2 separate regions of the Homo sapiens genome follow, and region 1 is linked to region 2. A link is a loop called in an ENCODE intact Hi-C map of the cell type or tissue named here. Cell type or tissue: chondrocyte. All regions are shown on one strand.

Region 1 (8,000 bases), 54 kb before region 2:
ATCAGAGAGCCATCTTGAAAATTAATACATTCTACTGTAACTATTTAAAGAAAAAATAATTATCAAGACTGTTCCCACTAAATTATGCTGTCTAGAAGTTGTAGAAAGAAAATTTTATCTAATTTTAAGATGTAATCTGGGTTTTGCAGATTTTTCTTTTTTGAGTGATTAACAGATCAGCACTGAATAGCAAGGACCAGAGCACGCTGCCCTTTTCTCAGTGTTCTCCTGGAGTCTTGTCTTGTGTCAGCCTCATGCACCCCAAGGCCTTGGCCCTGTCTTGGCTCCTGCCCCCTGAGGGCCAGATCTTCAGGCCTCTTAACTCCCCCTGGCTGCTCGGGGGACGGTGGCTTTCCCTGGCCGGCTCCTCCCTGGGTTCATTTCTAAGTAAGCTCCTTGCTTAGCTGAAAGGAGAGTCTTGACTTCCCAGTTTCTGAGAAACAGTGTGTCCTGATTTAACAAAAAAAGAGGGCTGGGCACAGTGGCTCATGCCTATAATCTCAGCACTTTGGGAGGCCAAGGCTGGCGGATCACCTGAGGTCAGGAGTTCGAGATCAGCCTGACCAACATTGTGAAACCCCATCTCTACTAAAAATATAAAAAACTAGCCAGGTGTGGTGGCGCATGCCTGTAATCCTAGCTACTTGGGAGCCTGAGGCAGGAGAATCACTTGAACCTGGGAGGTGGAGGTTGCAGTGAGCCAAAATCGCACCACTGCACTCCAGCCTGGGTGACAGAGCAAGACTTGTCTCGGAAAAAAAAAAAAAAAAAAAGAGAGAGAAAACCTTTGTTGATGTGCTGCAGTTTAACTGCTAAGCACAACATGAAATGGCCTATGTATGTCCTTGGTGTGGGTCCCTCCAGCCTCTGCACCTGCCTCCCAGGAGGACCCCGTACTCACAGAAGTCTTCAGCTGCAAATGTGCAAGATGGCTAGAGCAGTTAGGGAGGCGCGGTTTTCAAAAACGCGTGGAACCCTTCCTCTGGTCTGCACGCCGTATGCAGCGGGGAGTGTGGAGCAGATGGACGTAGACACGTTACCGGGTCTGACCCCCACCCCAGAGATGGGGCGCCTCTCACCCACCTGCAAACCCCACATCTCGGGTCCACATCTGGAGCACCCCCGTCTGCCTTGTCCTCAGGCTCTGAGTTCTGAGAGGGATTTAGCGATTCCCTGACTTGGGACACGTTCACCCCAGAAAAGGCCAGCCTGTACCCTCAGACCCAGGGCCAGAAGCACAGGGTCGGGTTCTGACGCCTGAGGAACCTGCGCAGACTTGAGAGCAAGTCCTCTGGGTGGAGACAAAGTGGTGACGTGAGATGTTGCTCAATCTTGAGGCCCTGCTGCTTTACCGAGTCTGAGCCGATGTTATTCACTGGCTCTCAGTTTGGGGTCCTAGGTCACCCGTGTAGCCCCTCGGGCGGACAGACTGGCCTGTCCCCCACCCACTCACCCCAGCTCCCTGGGCCAGCCCAGCTGTGCTTTCATGGGGCTGGGGCCAGACTGTGCAGGAAAGAGCAGGTTGATGGGCTGGTATCATTGGCATAACAGGTGAGGGGGGCCACAGCCTTGGGCCTTCCTTGCACCACCCTCTTTCCTGTCCCCGGTTGGTGTAAGTGTCTCTGAGCCTGGCTGGGTGCTTCCCTCAGTCACTAGCAAGGTCCTTGCTGCCCCCAGGAGCCAGTCCCTCCAGGATGAGGGATACGGCAAGGGAGCGCTCCCTGTACACCGCTCTGCCTTGCAACCTCTTCCCTGGTGGCCTGGCGTCCATCACAGGTGGCCTCACAGCACTGGGGGAGGTGGGCTTGGCTGGGGTCAGTGGATGTGGAGATGTCCACCCTGCCCTGTGGCATCAGCTGGAGGCCAGGGGCCTGTGCTCCCCCCACCCCTCCTGCATGGAAAGATGCTCATAACTGCATTTGTCCTCAGCCTGCCAGGCAAGGGGACGGGGCTCCCAGCGGGTTCCTGGATGTGACCCTTCTCCCACCCCATCTCCTTGTGTTCACACAATGACCCCTTGGCCCAGGTGGTAACTGTGTGCTGGAGACCCACAGAGAACCACCTTGAGTGGACTCCACATTCCAGAAAGTGGGTCTGGGTGTGATAGGCAGGTGTGAGGGCCGGGGCTATGGAGGACTGTGGCTCTTTGGGACGTGTATCAGCCACACAGCCGTACCAGGGCCTGTGTGCCCAGTGTGCAGCCTCCACCCTACTGGCCTCTCCAGCCCCTCCATGCTTGTAGCGAGATCCCAGGTGCTGGCCCTCCCACAGGCTTACAGTGATGACCAGCCCATCGCCAGGGCCAGGGCCCCTGCATCCTCCTGCAGGCCCTTCCTGCCTGCTGTGCTGTCACCCTCTTATCTTTGTGGGCAATTCACCCTTTAAACCTCATCTCTTCTAGGGAGCCCTCCTGGCTGCCCTGTGGACTCCCTCTCTGTAGTGTAGCATCTTGGACTGATGTAATCAGAGCTCTTGGGGACAGGCCTGTGTCCCTCAAGCTGGACGTGACCTGAGGCACACGGAAAGTACAGCCCCAATGAGTGGCCTTGGCCTCTGCCCAGGAGGCTGTGGGCTGACCTATGTCAGCCCAGGCTTGGGGGGCCGTGCTGCCCCCGCCCCCTGTCTTCTATGATGAGTTGATCCAGGCACAGAGCTGCCTGTCGTGGAGGGAGGACGCCTCGCCTCCTGAGCTTACCCCACATCTGGATGGGGTCCAGAGAGCGCCCACAGCATCTGCCTGGAAGCAGCTAGGTGAGCATCAGGAAGATGCTTGACCCTCCTGAGCGCCGTCAATCTCCAGTGGTCAAGGAGACCCGCCGTAAAGCAGGAAGCACGAAGCCAGTCCCTGAGGCCGCAGCGGCCGGTGAAGTCCCTCCATACCTGAGGCTCCCAGGCAAGCCTCAGGGCGGCCCGGGGACCATTGGTGGTCAGGGGCTGTGGGCTTCCTAAGCTCAAGCTGGCTCGGGTGCGAGGTGCAGGGGCCACTTCTGGGCCCCTTCCCTTGTTTGCCAAGTAGGGAGCCGCCTCCTCTCGTGGCTGTAAGGGTCTGATGGAAGGATGGGCGGGGCCGTCTTTCCAAAGCCCTGGGACTGCTGCTGATGCAGATTTTACTTCACGTTTGACATTTTTGGTATCGTCATCCTCCCGGTCTTTACTGAGTAACAAAACCAGCAAGGCCTAAGAGGGAAGATGGAGACGTGGCCAGGACAGGGTCGCCTTGTGTCGGGCACCAGGACCGCAGGTGAGGAGGCAAACTGGGTTCGCCTGTGTGCTGAGCACCCAGGGCAGATGCAGCCTCGCGAGGAACGCAGCCTGGAGAGGCTCACAGTCGCAGTGGCATGGCTGGGCAACGGAGGACGCGCCAGGAGCAGGCTCTTCTTCTGCCCCTGCTGCAGGCGCTCAGTCCTGCCATAATCTGGGAGGTGACCTCTGCTTTTCCCCACCTGTGGACCCTACGGGGCGCCTGCCCCTTGGCAGGTCTGCTCAGGAGGAAGGCCAGGTGTCTGGCTCTCTGTGCTGGGCACATCCGGGGAGGGCCCCAGGCGGCTGACGTTGAGTCTCGTGGGATGGCGAGGTGCTGCCTGTGGAGACTCGGGCCCCAACTGTCTGGGCCCTCCCAGGTGTGCTTGTTGGCTCCCAACTGCTTCCAGGAGGTCCCTGTCACGGGATCCATCCTGAGACAGCCCCCCTTGGATGGACTGAGCTGACACTAGGTGCCCTGGAGGGCTGAGTCGTCCTCCAAAGGGGCCTGTGCCACCAGCTCCTAGGGCAGGAACACTGGGTGCCTCCTTCCTGTCCCCAATCAGAGAGGCCCTGGTTTACTCCTCCCTGAACCTGGGATGGGGCAGTGTGCCAGGGGGAGGAGGCTAGGGTCTTCCTGGGAAGACACCGAGACCTGAGCCCTGGCCCACCCAGGAGACCCTCCCTTCCTTCAGCAATGGCCTGTGGCCTGAGAGCTGCCTCCAGCCTGCAGGATGTCAGACAGTGAGACCCTCAGAGTGCAGGGAGGGCTGCAGTAGGTCAGCAAATGGGGCTGCTGAGAGTCAGGGGTCCGCTGCAGCCCTGGGCCCCTCCCTCCTTGCTGTCAGGCTTAATCAAGGCAGCTGGGACTGTGCTCATGGGAAAGGCAAGAAGCATATTTTGGGACCATTAGAGGCAATTTTGTTTACCTGATTTATTTTAATTTACTTAATTGATTTAATTTTTTAAGAGACTGAGTCTCGCCGTGTTGCCCAGGCTGGTCTCAAACTCTTGGGTTCAAGTGATCCTCCTGCCTGGACCTCCCCAATTGCTGGGATCACAGGCCTGAGCCACCATGCCTGCCCTTACCTGGTTTTTGAAAGAGGATTCAGTCATAGCCTGACAGTCTGATGAAGGTTAAGGATATGAAATGAATCCCATAAATGATGATGGCAGTGGCAGCAGGGCACAGCAGTGCTGTAGGATGGGGAACTCCGCAGAGCTCTCCAGCATGTGGAGTAGTATTTAAAACGCATACGTATCTAGACAGCCTCGTGACGGTGTGCAGGTGGCCATACGAGGGGCGTGTTCCCAGGAAGGTCAGAATGGGAAGCAGCCGTGTGTCCTCAGTCACCGACCTCAGGCCCCGTTGGGCCCAGGCCAGGAACAGCCCAGAGCTTGCTTGGGACCTCAGGAGCCCCTCCCAGGCCACCTCAGGGATGGGGCACCGTTGAGGCAGGAAGGGCATCGGCGGCGCCTTGGGCCCCGTCATCTTGAGAACAGTGTAAGAACTCCGCGAGCCCGTGCTCACTATTCACAGAACTCAGCAGAACTCAGCAGCGTGTTTGTCAAGGGCACTTACTCAGGCCCAAGGCCGTTGGAACGCTGCCCTTCGACCCTGTCCGCCCACTCGGATTCCCAGTAGCTGAGCGCAGGACGTGACCTCGAGTCGAAGCCTCTGCTGGAAAATACGTCCTTGTCTGCCTGGAGGGGCCTCAGTGACGGGGCCTCACTCGTCCTCAGAGCAGCCTGGCAGGATGAGTCCAGAGCCATGAAAATGCTCAGACCTTTTCATCCCATAATTCTGCTCCCAGAAATTTGCCCTAAGAGAGTAATTGAAAGGAAGAGGGAAAAACCAGGAAAGCACAAACACCCGAAATGTACCACCACCGGGAATGGCCAGGTGAGTCGGAGATCCGTGCGCGTCATAGTGCAGCCCGTGCAGGCAGTAAAGGAGGGACTGCGACTCTTGCAGATGGCTGTGACTCAACCATGGGTAGATGAGGAAGCATAGCCTGAGGTCCCAGAGGAGACCAGCAGGTGAGGCCCGCAGGAGGGGCGGCTGGGCCTGGAGCTCAGGGAACTCTGTTCCCACCCCTGGTCCGGCTCTGGGCCTTGGTCCTGTTTTCTGCCTTCGTCCCGTCCTGCCCCGGGCCTTATTCCTGCTCTCTCTCTGTCTCAGTCCCGCACCACACCGGGCTTTGGTCCTGCTCCAGGCCTCATTCCTACTCTCTCTCAGTCCTGCTCCGGGCCTTGGTTTCTGAGGGCCTCCCCCAACCCTCCAGCCTACCCTGGGCTTTGCATCTTCCAGGCCACAATCCTGACCCAGCTGTGGGGTGTGGTCAGCCATGGCCACCTATACCCATCTTACTGACTATGCCATCTCAGATGGACGCAGCTGACAGATGGTGCCCCGGGTGTTTCCGCCGGGTGGGGAAACTGTGGGGTCCCCTGCTCCAGAATGCCACCCTCCTGTCTTCTGTAGACGATTCAGCATCTCCACTGGGCTGTCGGCTTCTCCTCTTTCTTCAGGAAGCCCGTGGGCCCCTCTGAGGTCCCTGCCCACAGGCCACGCGGAGGCTGACTGCATCCATGTTCCAGCATCACCGCTTGTAAGCCGTGTGACCTTGGGCAGACTTCTTGAGCTCTCTGAGCTTCTGTGTCCTCTTCTGTAATGTGAAGATGAAGCTAATTGATTCCCCATAGGTAGAAATCAATAATAAAATTCCAGTAATAAATGAGCATACCAGTCCCTGGGAGGACCAGCAGGGCGGCCCTGACAGTCGGCAGCTGTCCAAGGGCCCCAACGCTCAGAAAGCTGGGGAAAGGGGTGGTCAACATTAATACACACAAATACGTAGAAATGACTGTGTGGCATAGCCCCAGGGAAGGCTGGCACTGCTGGGACACCCTGCGCGTTTCCTGGTGTGTCTGGGCTCTGACGTTTCGAGTGGGGCCCTTCCGGAGTGCAGGAGGCTCTTCTGGAGGTGTGGGACAGAGACTCCTCCCAGAAACACGGGCGCTTCCCAGCCAGTGCTCTGGGCCTGTTTGCCTTTTCCTGAGCCCTGAGCCCAGGAAGCCCGGCTGTGTCCGCTCACCCCAAAAGCCTCCTCCCTGCCCCATGTGCTGGTCACAAGTCACCAAGCCTGTGGGTATCTGGTACTGCTCCCGGGCAGTGCCTCATCTGATGTTCTCTGTGTCCCCGGGCCACAGTGCCCTGGCAAGGGCTGACCTACAGGGGGAGGCTGCCTGTGAGCAGCTCCAAGACCACCAAGGGCTGCCCACCGCTCAGACCTCCTCCCCCACCCCCCACCGCTCCAGACCTCCGCCCCCACCCGCCGCCGCTCCGACCTCCGCCCCCACCCCCCGCCGCTCCAGACTTCCACCCCCACCTGCCTGTGAGCCTTCCTGCCCCAGGCTGGGACCACTGGGGAGGTCAGGCCTCAAAGTGCTGCCTCCCATCGGGCAGAAACGGGAGCCCTGAGCCCTCCTGTGAGCTTCAAACGTGCCCTGCAGAGATGGTTTCACAGTGACCGTCCTCAGTGCCTGTGTCAGGACTTACTGCCTGTGGGTTCTTCTGTGGTACCTCTGAGATACCCCATTTCCATTTGACTTCGTGAGGCCAGGTGGTGTGTGTGTCTTTGTGTGTCTGCATTGAGTGCTTGTGCATTTGTGTATGTGTGCACATTGTGTGTGTGTGTGTGATTTGTATGTATTTGTCTGTATTAACGTTGCCCACTCCTTTTCCCATGCTGTTGATTGAATCCTCCATCACCAGCCAGATCTGGGAGACTCGAGGGACACTCTTCTGGGTGAGACACTGCCAGGGAGAGCAGCCTCCCCAGCTCAGACAGCTGAGATGTGTTTCTGACGATATCTGAGTAAATGCCCAAAGATTTCTCCTGGAATCTCACTGGTTTTGTTCTGGATGATTCATTTTTCCAAGCTGTTGAGTACAGCAAGCAACTCTGTGTTAATGGAAATGAGGAAAGTTTATTGCCAAGGGAAGCCTGCCGTTCATGAGCACCTCGGGGCTTGGGTGTTGAGCTGAGTAATGTTATGGCCACGGTCTCAGGCAAAGGAGCACCACTTGTGCCTGTCTGTCTGTTCCCCTGGAGTAGCCAGCATGTTCCTCCCTGTGACGTCAGACCAAGGAACAGTCCTATGGACAATTGGCTTCTCTTCATGGGTTTCATGGGTTGTGTGGTTCTCAGGTTTGGGGGTGGGCAAGGGCACCTGGCCAGGGTGTGGGCAGCAGGGGCACCTTCCTGAGCTGCCGACTCTTTGAGAGATTGGCTGGGGCTTCCTGGTGCTGGAAAAAAATAGGCGGGCCCTCTGGCGTCACCAGAGTCCTGGCGAGGGGAGTCAGCGTGGCTGGCTTCAAGTTCTGCATACAGCATCACTCAGTCCCTAGTGTAGGGCTTTCAAGCACCACAGGGCCACACAGCCATCCTGCTGACCACCACACAGACAGGACGCAGAGGGTCAGCACTCGAGAGCATATAGGCTGTTTGGGACTTCGATGAGCTGGGTCAACTGGGGTCCACTCAGACCCTCAACCCCACCTGCCCCGGACCCCTGGTCCGTAGAATTCAGAGGCATGTGAAATCAGAGCTGTACATCCCAGTCTCGGGGTTCGATGGGCGGGTGCCATGGGAGAAGTGGCGCAGGCTGCCCACCCTCAGACCCCTGCACACCCACACTGAGGCTGGGGAGGAAGGAGACTGTGCCAGCCACCCGGGCCTGAGCTCTGCAGACGC
Region 2 (8,000 bases):
AGTGGAGCGGGCGTTGTGGTGGACCCGGTGGCGTGGCAGACCAGGCGACGTGGTGGACCCGGCCGCATGGTGGACCAGGCAACGTGGTAGACTGGGCAGCGTGATGGACCAGGCGACATGGTGGACCGGGCCGCATGGTGGACCAGGCAACGTGGTAGACCGGGCCGCATGGTGGACCAGGCAACGTGGTAGACCGGGCAGTGTGATGGACCAGGCGACGTGGTGGGCCGGGTGGTGTGGTGAAGCCGGCAGCACAGTGGAGCAGGCATTATGGTGGACTGGGCAGCATGGTGTATTAGAAGAGGAGAGATGGCCTGGGGTGCTCAGCGGGGCTGAGTCCCCAGCTGGGAGCTCAGGTGCGATGAAGCCCAAGGGACTGACGGTGTGAGGAGGGCCCTCTGCTGCCTCCATGCAGCCCACACGCGGGGCCCCCACAGTGCGGACATGTTGGGGCAATGCTGCCTGGCCCCGCCCTCAGCCCAGCCCTGGGACGCAGGCTCAGCAGCCCCCGGATTCCAGTCAACATCCCCAGGACTCACTCGGGTCAGGCACAGTGTCCAAGCTGTGTGAGTCTCCGGGAGCCGCTGGAACAAAATGCCACACACCCGGTGGCTTCAAACCATGAAACCCGTTCTCACTGTTCTGGGTCCAGACGTCTGTGGTCACAGTGTCTGCTGGGCCGTGCTCCCGCAGGAGGCAGCAGCAGAGGGTCCTCCCTGCCTCCTCCTGCCATTCTTCCGGTTCGGGGGTCCAGACGTCTGTGGTCACGGTGTCTGCTGGGCCGTGCTCCCTTGGGAGGCTCCAGCAGAGGGTCCTCCCTGCCTCTTGCAGCCGCTGTGGCTGCGTGGCTCCCGCCTCTGTCTCTGTCTGCATGGGGCCTGCTGCTCTGTGTGTTTGCCCTGAGTCCAGATTTCCTTCTCCCTGTAAGGGAGTGGTATCCACCCTAATCTGATACGACCCCATTCTAACTCGATCACATCTGCTAGAACCTGCTGCCAAGTAAGACCCCATGCACAGGTATGGGGTCAGGATCTTCATGTCTGTTACTGTAGAACACAGTTCAGCCTCAACAGAGGACTAAGTCTAGTACAGCACAGTCTTCATTCCTGAGCTCATGGAGGAGGGGGAGGGCTGCCAGGTGCGTCCTCATTCCGGCGTACCACGGCCAGGAGCGGACTGTGGGGGAGCTGGGCCCCGCCGTGGGCAGCCGAGGCGCTGACGTCTCTGATGTCCAATCTGCCAGCCCAGCTGTGTTGGGGGAGCTCCTCTACCCTGAGGGAAAGAACCCTGCCTGCATTCGTCTTTGCCGCCCTCCTGAGTCAGGTGCCTTGTTTATGGCAGATGGATAAATGTTTGACAGATAAACAGATGATCCGTCCGCACATTCCTCAGCCGATGCCCCCACCTGCCCTACAGCAGCCGAGTGTTGCTTGGTGGCCTGGGGCACTGTGTCTGGCTTCAGTGATCACACCAGTCGTGATGAGTTTGGGGGATTTTACTTGTTAATTTTTCTGCGTAGTTTCAGTCCTAGGGCTGGGTTTGCCGTCGGGGAAGCTCCGAGTTGCGCCTGCCAAGGCTGTTCTGTCGAGATGGAGTCATCCCTGAACCCTGCACTTGTGCAGCCCCACGGCACGGGGGTGGCCTCGTTCCCAGAATGTGTGTCTTCGGCCGTGAGGAAGGGGCTGGCCCTAAGGACGATGCTGGCTCCATGATGGCCCTTAGTCCCTGACATTTCTTGGTGGGATCAAGGAGACCGAGGGGAGCTCTGGGCCCTGTGCGTTGAGCATCGCTCTGTAGAGGGTGGCTGACTCAGGCTCCAAGGTGGGGGCCACAGACTGTGGTTCTCTGGTGACCCCAGATGAGGGCCACCCTTGGGCAGCTTCACCTCCTGAAAAGGAGATGTTTTTGGAGTCTCGTGAGATGAAGGCTGGAGCGGTGTGGCGAGCAGGGAAGGCCTGGAGGCATCGATACCTGGTGGCCCTCCCCAGGCCATGACCCGTGTGGTTCGTGGGATTGGAGCCGGGTCCCAGTCAAGTTGTAGAGCCCCCACTGATTCCCTCAGCCCTGCAGCCTTGGGGAAATGGGCTTTGCAGGGCACTCGGCAAAGTCGCTCTGCAGACACAGCCTCCTCGTTAGAGAGCGGTGCTAAACCTGTGTGCTCTTCCGGCGACACGGTCCTAACTTGGGTGGTTTCTTACATTTCCAGAGCACCTTTACGAACATCTTTTTCTCTGTGCTTCCGCAGCCCTGGGAGGCAGGGGGCGGGTTCCTTTTTTTCTTTTCTTTATTTTTTTTGAGACAGAGTTTTCACTCTTGTTGCCCAGGCTGGAGTGCAGTGGCACGATCTCGGCTCACTGCAACCTCTGCCTACCAGGTTCAAGCGATTCTCCTGCCTCAGCCTCCCGAGTAGCTGAGATTACAGACATGCACCACCATGGCCTGCTTTTGTACTTTTAGTAGAGACGGGGTTTCACCGTGTTAGTCAGGATGGTCTCGAACTCCTGACCTCAGGTGATCCACCTGCCTTGGCCTCCCAAAGTGCTGGGATTACGGGCGTGAGCCACTGCGCCCGGCAGGAGTGGGTTCTGTCTCATCCCTGGGACCATTAGCCTGTGAGGGTGTCTCAGCAGCCCTGAGCCCTGAACCCGAGTCTGCTACCCAGTCCTGGCTCTTTGGTGGAGCAGGCTCATTGCACAGGGCACAGCTTTGTCATCGGCAGCTGGCCTGTCCAGGGTTCACCCTGAGCATTGGCACACACGGCTTTGTCGGCGGCGGCTGGCCTGTCCGGGGTTCACCCTGAGCATTGGCACACAACAGCTTTGTCGTCGGCGGCTGGCCTGTCCAGGGTTCACCCTGAGCATGGGCACACAACGGCTTTGTCGTCGGCGGCTGGCCTGCCCGGGGTTCACCCTGAGCATGGGCACACACGGCTTTGTCGTCGGCGGCTGGCCTGCCCGGGGTTCACCCTGAGCATGGGCACACACGGCTTTGTCGTTGGCGGCTGGCCTGTCCGGGGTTCACCCTGAGCATGGGCACACACGGCTTTGTCGTCGGCAGCTGGCCTGTCCGGGGTTCACCCTGAGCACACACATGACATAGTGTTCAATGGCTCAGCCCTGTATTTTGGCGTTACAGGAGTTACCTGAGGTCCTAGAATTCACTCCGTCTTCAGTCTCAGCTGATGACTGTTCATCTGGGGCAGCAGCGGTGCCTCCTGTCAGATGCCTCTTCTGTCCACTGTGGTCCACGTGGGTACTTGGAGGGGGCCCGGGAGGTGTCAGCACCGGCCCAAAGATTTCATATAAACCGTGGCTCTTCTGCCCCTGGTCCCACAGGCTGGAGCTTGGTGTCAGGCACCTCTCCTGGCAGCACCACGGGAAGGAAGGTCCTGAGAGGCCTCGCTTCACCACACACGCGTCAGAGGAGGGCGGGCCGGTGAGCTGAGCTCCTGCGTGAGAGCGGGAGCTGCCACCTGTGAGACCCGCAGGGGCACACTGTCCCGGGGAGAGAGGTGTGTGAGCTGCACACACAGGATGCAGCCTCCAGGAGACAGCGATGGGCTGGGGTCCTTGTGTCCCTCACTGGGGCACATTCAGCGTCCATTCAAGGAAAGGGCGTGTGTCCCCAGGATCCGCCTGGGCTGAGTAGCTTGGTCGCCTCCGGCCCCTGTCCTTGTGGTTTCTGGCTGGCACTGGGCCTGGCCCTTCTCGGTGTTGTCTTTCTGCTCTCAGTGAAGTCGTCCAGGGCATTCTGGGCTTTCAGGCTGGCCTCCACCCCGTGCCGTTCAGGAAGCACCCCACTCGTCAGGCAGGCAGACACCCCAGTCACCCGTCACTCTCATTTTCAACATAAGAGACATTGACATCAGCTGGACATGGTGGCACGTGCCTGTGGTCCCAGTTGCTCAGGAGGCTGAGGTGGGAGGATGGCTTGAGCCCAGGAGTTCAAGGCTGCAGTGAGCTGCAATCGCACCACTGCACTCCAGCCTGGGTGACAAGGCCAGACCCCGTCTTGTTAAAGAAAAAAAAGAGAGATGCTCACGTGGTGCTGGCTCTATTAGATCTCTTCAAGCCATAGCACTAACTCAGGAAGTGGGTGTGTGTTTACACATGGAGAAACTGAGGCACAGGGGGACGCTCAGAGAGTAAGTGGATGTTCAGATAGTAATTGCTGCTGCAGCATTCGGACCCGGGAGGTGTGCCCCGCCCTGGGAAGAGGGGTTCTAGCTTGGCCTCCTACCAGGTGGCAGCCTAGTCCAGCCTTGTTACAGGACAGAAGCCGGAGGGGCCTCGTCACCTGTCATCAGGGTGGATTGGGATGGCAGCCTGCTTCCTCAGCAGAGGGTCAGCCTGCTCCGCACCCCTGGGGCCTGGTGCCTGCTGAGCTCCCCGTCCCACCCCGGCAGCCATCCTCAGGCAGCTCACCAGCCTGATGGGTACCGGACCCCCATGTCCTCAGGAGGCTGGTGGCCAGCACCTCCCTTCCAGTAGGACCCTCGCCCATACCCTACAGAGTGGGCTCAACGCCCTGGAGCCCAGGAAGGAGTGGTTCACAGGCTAGGAGGGCGGAGGGCAGGGGAGTGGACACCATGAGCCAACAGGACTGGAGGCCACCATGGTGTCACCATTCCCGCCCGGCCCTGCCCTGCCCTAATGCACTTTGCTGCTCAGCCTAAGAACTAAGGGGCCCTGGGACTGGAGAAGGTTCCCTGTGAAGATGACCTGCTGCAGCTCAGGACGCCTGCTGGGATTGCTAGAATGAATGCCCTGTAGCCTGAGTCCCTGATGTTCTGCATGGTGATTTGAACAGCAGCAACCAACCACAGCCGCTCCAGCCCTTCTCGTGGACCTGGCCTTGGGGTGCAGGAAGCGTTGGGGCCTTGGTTGTGACCTGGCTCTGCACCTTCAGGGAGCAGCCCCAGGAAAGAAGCCAAAGGCTTCCTGAACATGGCTGGGATTCGGTATGTATTTCCAGAGTGGCCTCCCTGATTCCACTTGGGTTTTTCCCAAGATACAGTGTCCCTCGTCCCAGGGGTCCGTGGAGGTGGCACCATGGTCTTCACGCTGTCTTGCTGCTTTCTTCTTACTGTTTACTGGAACCTTTAGTATGGGCTCCATTCAGGACAGCGTGTTCTGGCCAGGCACAGTGGCTCATGCCTGTAATCCCAGCACTTTGAGAGGCCAAGGTGAGCGGATCACCTGAGGTCAGGAGTTTGAGACCAGCCCAGCCAACATGGTGAAAGTCCATCTCTACTAAAAATATAAAAATTAGCCCGGCATGGAGGCGCATGCCTGTAGTCCCAGCTTCTCAGGAGGCTGAGGCAGGAGGATCACTTGAACGGGGGAGGCAGAGGTTGCGGTGAGCCGAGATCGCACCACTGTACTTCAGCCTGGGTAGCAGAGCAAGACTCTGTCTAAAAAAAAAAAAAAAAAAAAAGAATAGCGTGTTCCTTCATACAGCAGGCTCCTCCTGACCTTAACGTCAGATGGAAACTTCTAGTGAGGAAGAGAAAGTATCATTTACCTGGATGAATGGAGCTGGGAGGTTTGGTTCTGTTGTTTGTGTCTGAGCACAGGGTAAACCTCTTATGTAAGCTGAACACGCGCTCCACAGGCTCAGGACCACGCCCTCCGGTCACTCCTGATGGAAAGGCTTGTGTGGGCCAAGCATCAGGTGCCCGCAGGTGAAGCAGGCAGCTAGGGACCACACCGTTCATGCCAGCTTGTTGGGCATCCACAGCCCGGTGTGATGGCAAGCTCACTCTGGGGCCAATTCTGAGCCCTCTGGGGACTGGGTTCTGGAACAACGGCTGCAGACTGCAGGACACAGGCCTTGGCCTTGGACTGTGGATGACCGAGCGCCCGTGGACCCAGCAGAGGGGAGCTCAGAGCCAGCTTCCTTTCCAGGCCCCAGGGGTGCAGTGAGGAGACACACCAGCTGTGACCCAGGCCACAAGTGTCCACAGGCAGAGAGGGCTGGCTGGGCCACAGGCAGAACGGCCGTGGTGGCAGCTCCAGGAAGCCAGGTTGGGAAGGCGTCTGAGGCTCCCTGTCTCAAAGGTGTGCCATGGGGCTGTTCTGTCCCCGGGGCAGGTCCCCTCACCCCTGAGCCTCAGGTCCTGTTGAGTGTGGGTTCTAATCCCACAGCCCCGTTGGGTAGACGAGGCTATGACAAGGTGACGGCAAGGTCGTTCCCAGAGCAGTGACTGGCGCCCAGGAGCTCAGGAACCGCAGCTGGCCAGGGTGCTGGAGATGACCCCTGGCCCTGACGGAACCTGGGATTTGGGGAGGCCCTGCAGTTGCGAGACCCTCATCATCACCGCCCCTGGCTGAGTAAGGAATTTAACACAAGGCAGATGAGGCCTAACCCAGGTGGGCAGGTGCCTGGAGGTGCCCGCCCAGGAGACAGCATCAGGGTGGGCTCAGAACTTTCAGCAGGGCCAGGGTCCCATGATGAGTTTCCTGGCCAAGGTCGGTTCAAGGGCAGATTCTCAGGGCTGCCTGGGGCCCAGGGAAAGGGTGAGTGTCAGGGGGAAGCTGAGCCCCAGGGCCTCTGCCTCCTGTTGAAGAGAATACTCCCGGGGCCAGATGGGACAGGGTCTGTGTCGACATGGGGACCGTGTGAGGATGGAGGCAGAGATCAGGACGATGCGTCTCCCGGGCAAGGAGCACTGAGGATTGCTTGGAGCACCAGAAACCCCTAGGGGGCCTGGAGTGGACCCTCCCTCAGATCCTCCAGCAGGAACAGGCCCTGTCCACACCTTGAGTCTGGGCAAGAAGAACTAACTGCTCTTTCAGATCCCCATCCCCCAGTATGTGGTCATTTGATTGGGCAGCCACGGGAATGGCACACAGACCTGTAGAGGCCCGGCGTGGATGGCCAGGGGAGGGTGGCTCCGTGGTGGGGGTGCGGCCAGGTCCCCCAGCCTGCAGCGACCATTCTGGGTGAGCTCTGCAGTCTGTGGCCTCAGAGGCCCAGGAAGCTGGGAGGGGTTTGAATTGGATACAGGGAATAGGGAGCCACAGATGGTTCTTGAGCTGTGGAGTGGCAAAGTGATATGGCTGCATAGAGGAAGGAAGCCGGCAAGTGGGGTGGGAAGGCCTCTGGCCGAGGCTGACAGCCCCTCCAGGTCGTGCACAGAGGGCGCCCCACTCTCCCGAGACACAAGGAAGGGTGGGGATTTGGGGGCACTGTCTGGTGGCCTGGATGTCCCTCACAGCACTGAGGATGAGCTCTTCGTTTCAGGCCCTCCAGGAGGCCGGCTGGCAGGAGCCGGGGAGGGAAGAGGAGCCTGTGTTCCCTGTGGCCCTGGGCAGCGTCTGCAGGAGGCTCACCCTCTCTCTCTCTTTGCTCCTCAGGTCTCCTGACAAACACAGCCCCTGAGGGGCCCCGGGAGTGGCCTTGGCTCCCTGGAGAGCCCACGTCTCAGCCACAGTTCTCCACTCGCCTCGGACTTCACCCGTTCTCTGCCGCCCGCCCACTCCGTTTCCCTGTGGTCCGTGAAGGACGGCCTCAGGCCTTGGCATCCTGAGCTTCGGTCTGTCCAGCCGACCCGAGGAGGCCGGACTCAGACACATAGGCGGGGGGCGGCACCTGGCATCAGCAATACGCAGTCTGTGGGAGCCCGGCCGCGCCCAGCCCCCGCCGACCGTGGCGTTGGCCCTGCTGTCCTCAGAGGAGGAGGAGGAGGAGGCAGCTCCGGCAGCCACAGAAGGCTGCAGCCCAGCCCGCCTGAGACACGACGCCTGCCCCAGGGGACTGTCAGGCACAGAAGCGGCCTCCTCCCGTGCCCCAGACTGTCCGAATTGCTTTTATTTTCTTATACTTTCAGTATACTCCATAGACCAAAGAGCAAAATCTATCTGAACCTGGACGCACCCTCACTGTCAGGGTCCCTGGGGTCGCTTGTGCGGGCGGGAGGGCAATGGTGGCAGAGACATGCTGGTGGCCCCGGCGGAGCGGAGAGGGCGGCCGTGGTGGAGGCCTCCACCCCAGGAGCA

Evidence for each region. Peaks named below come from ENCODE experiments on the same cell type or tissue, not always from the same donor. Only the 100,000 strongest peaks of a DNase experiment are listed, where the experiment ranks them.
Region 1: it touches region 2 in a loop (4-fold over the local background); 2 of 110 quality-filtered maps call a loop at or near these places.

What each region holds. Positions count from the first base shown.
Region 1 is chr22:48,688,239-48,696,238 of GRCh38, forward strand. The region is part of intron 2 of TAFA5 (TAFA chemokine like family member 5); the gene reads left to right. Among named protein-coding and RNA genes, the nearest start is that of MIR4535, 88 kb to the right of the region's middle. In chondrocyte, no CTCF peak of the experiment used is centred here; no DNase peak of the experiment used is centred here.
Region 2 is chr22:48,742,481-48,750,480 of GRCh38, forward strand. TAFA5 (TAFA chemokine like family member 5) reads left to right here. Exons shown (of 4, transcript NM_001082967.3): 4 at 7,359-8,000. The coding sequence ends at 7,367. Among named protein-coding and RNA genes, the nearest start is that of MIR4535, 34 kb to the right of the region's middle. In chondrocyte, no CTCF peak of the experiment used is centred here; DNase peaks (open chromatin) are centred at 1,941, 3,437, 4,511, 7,431 and 5 weaker places.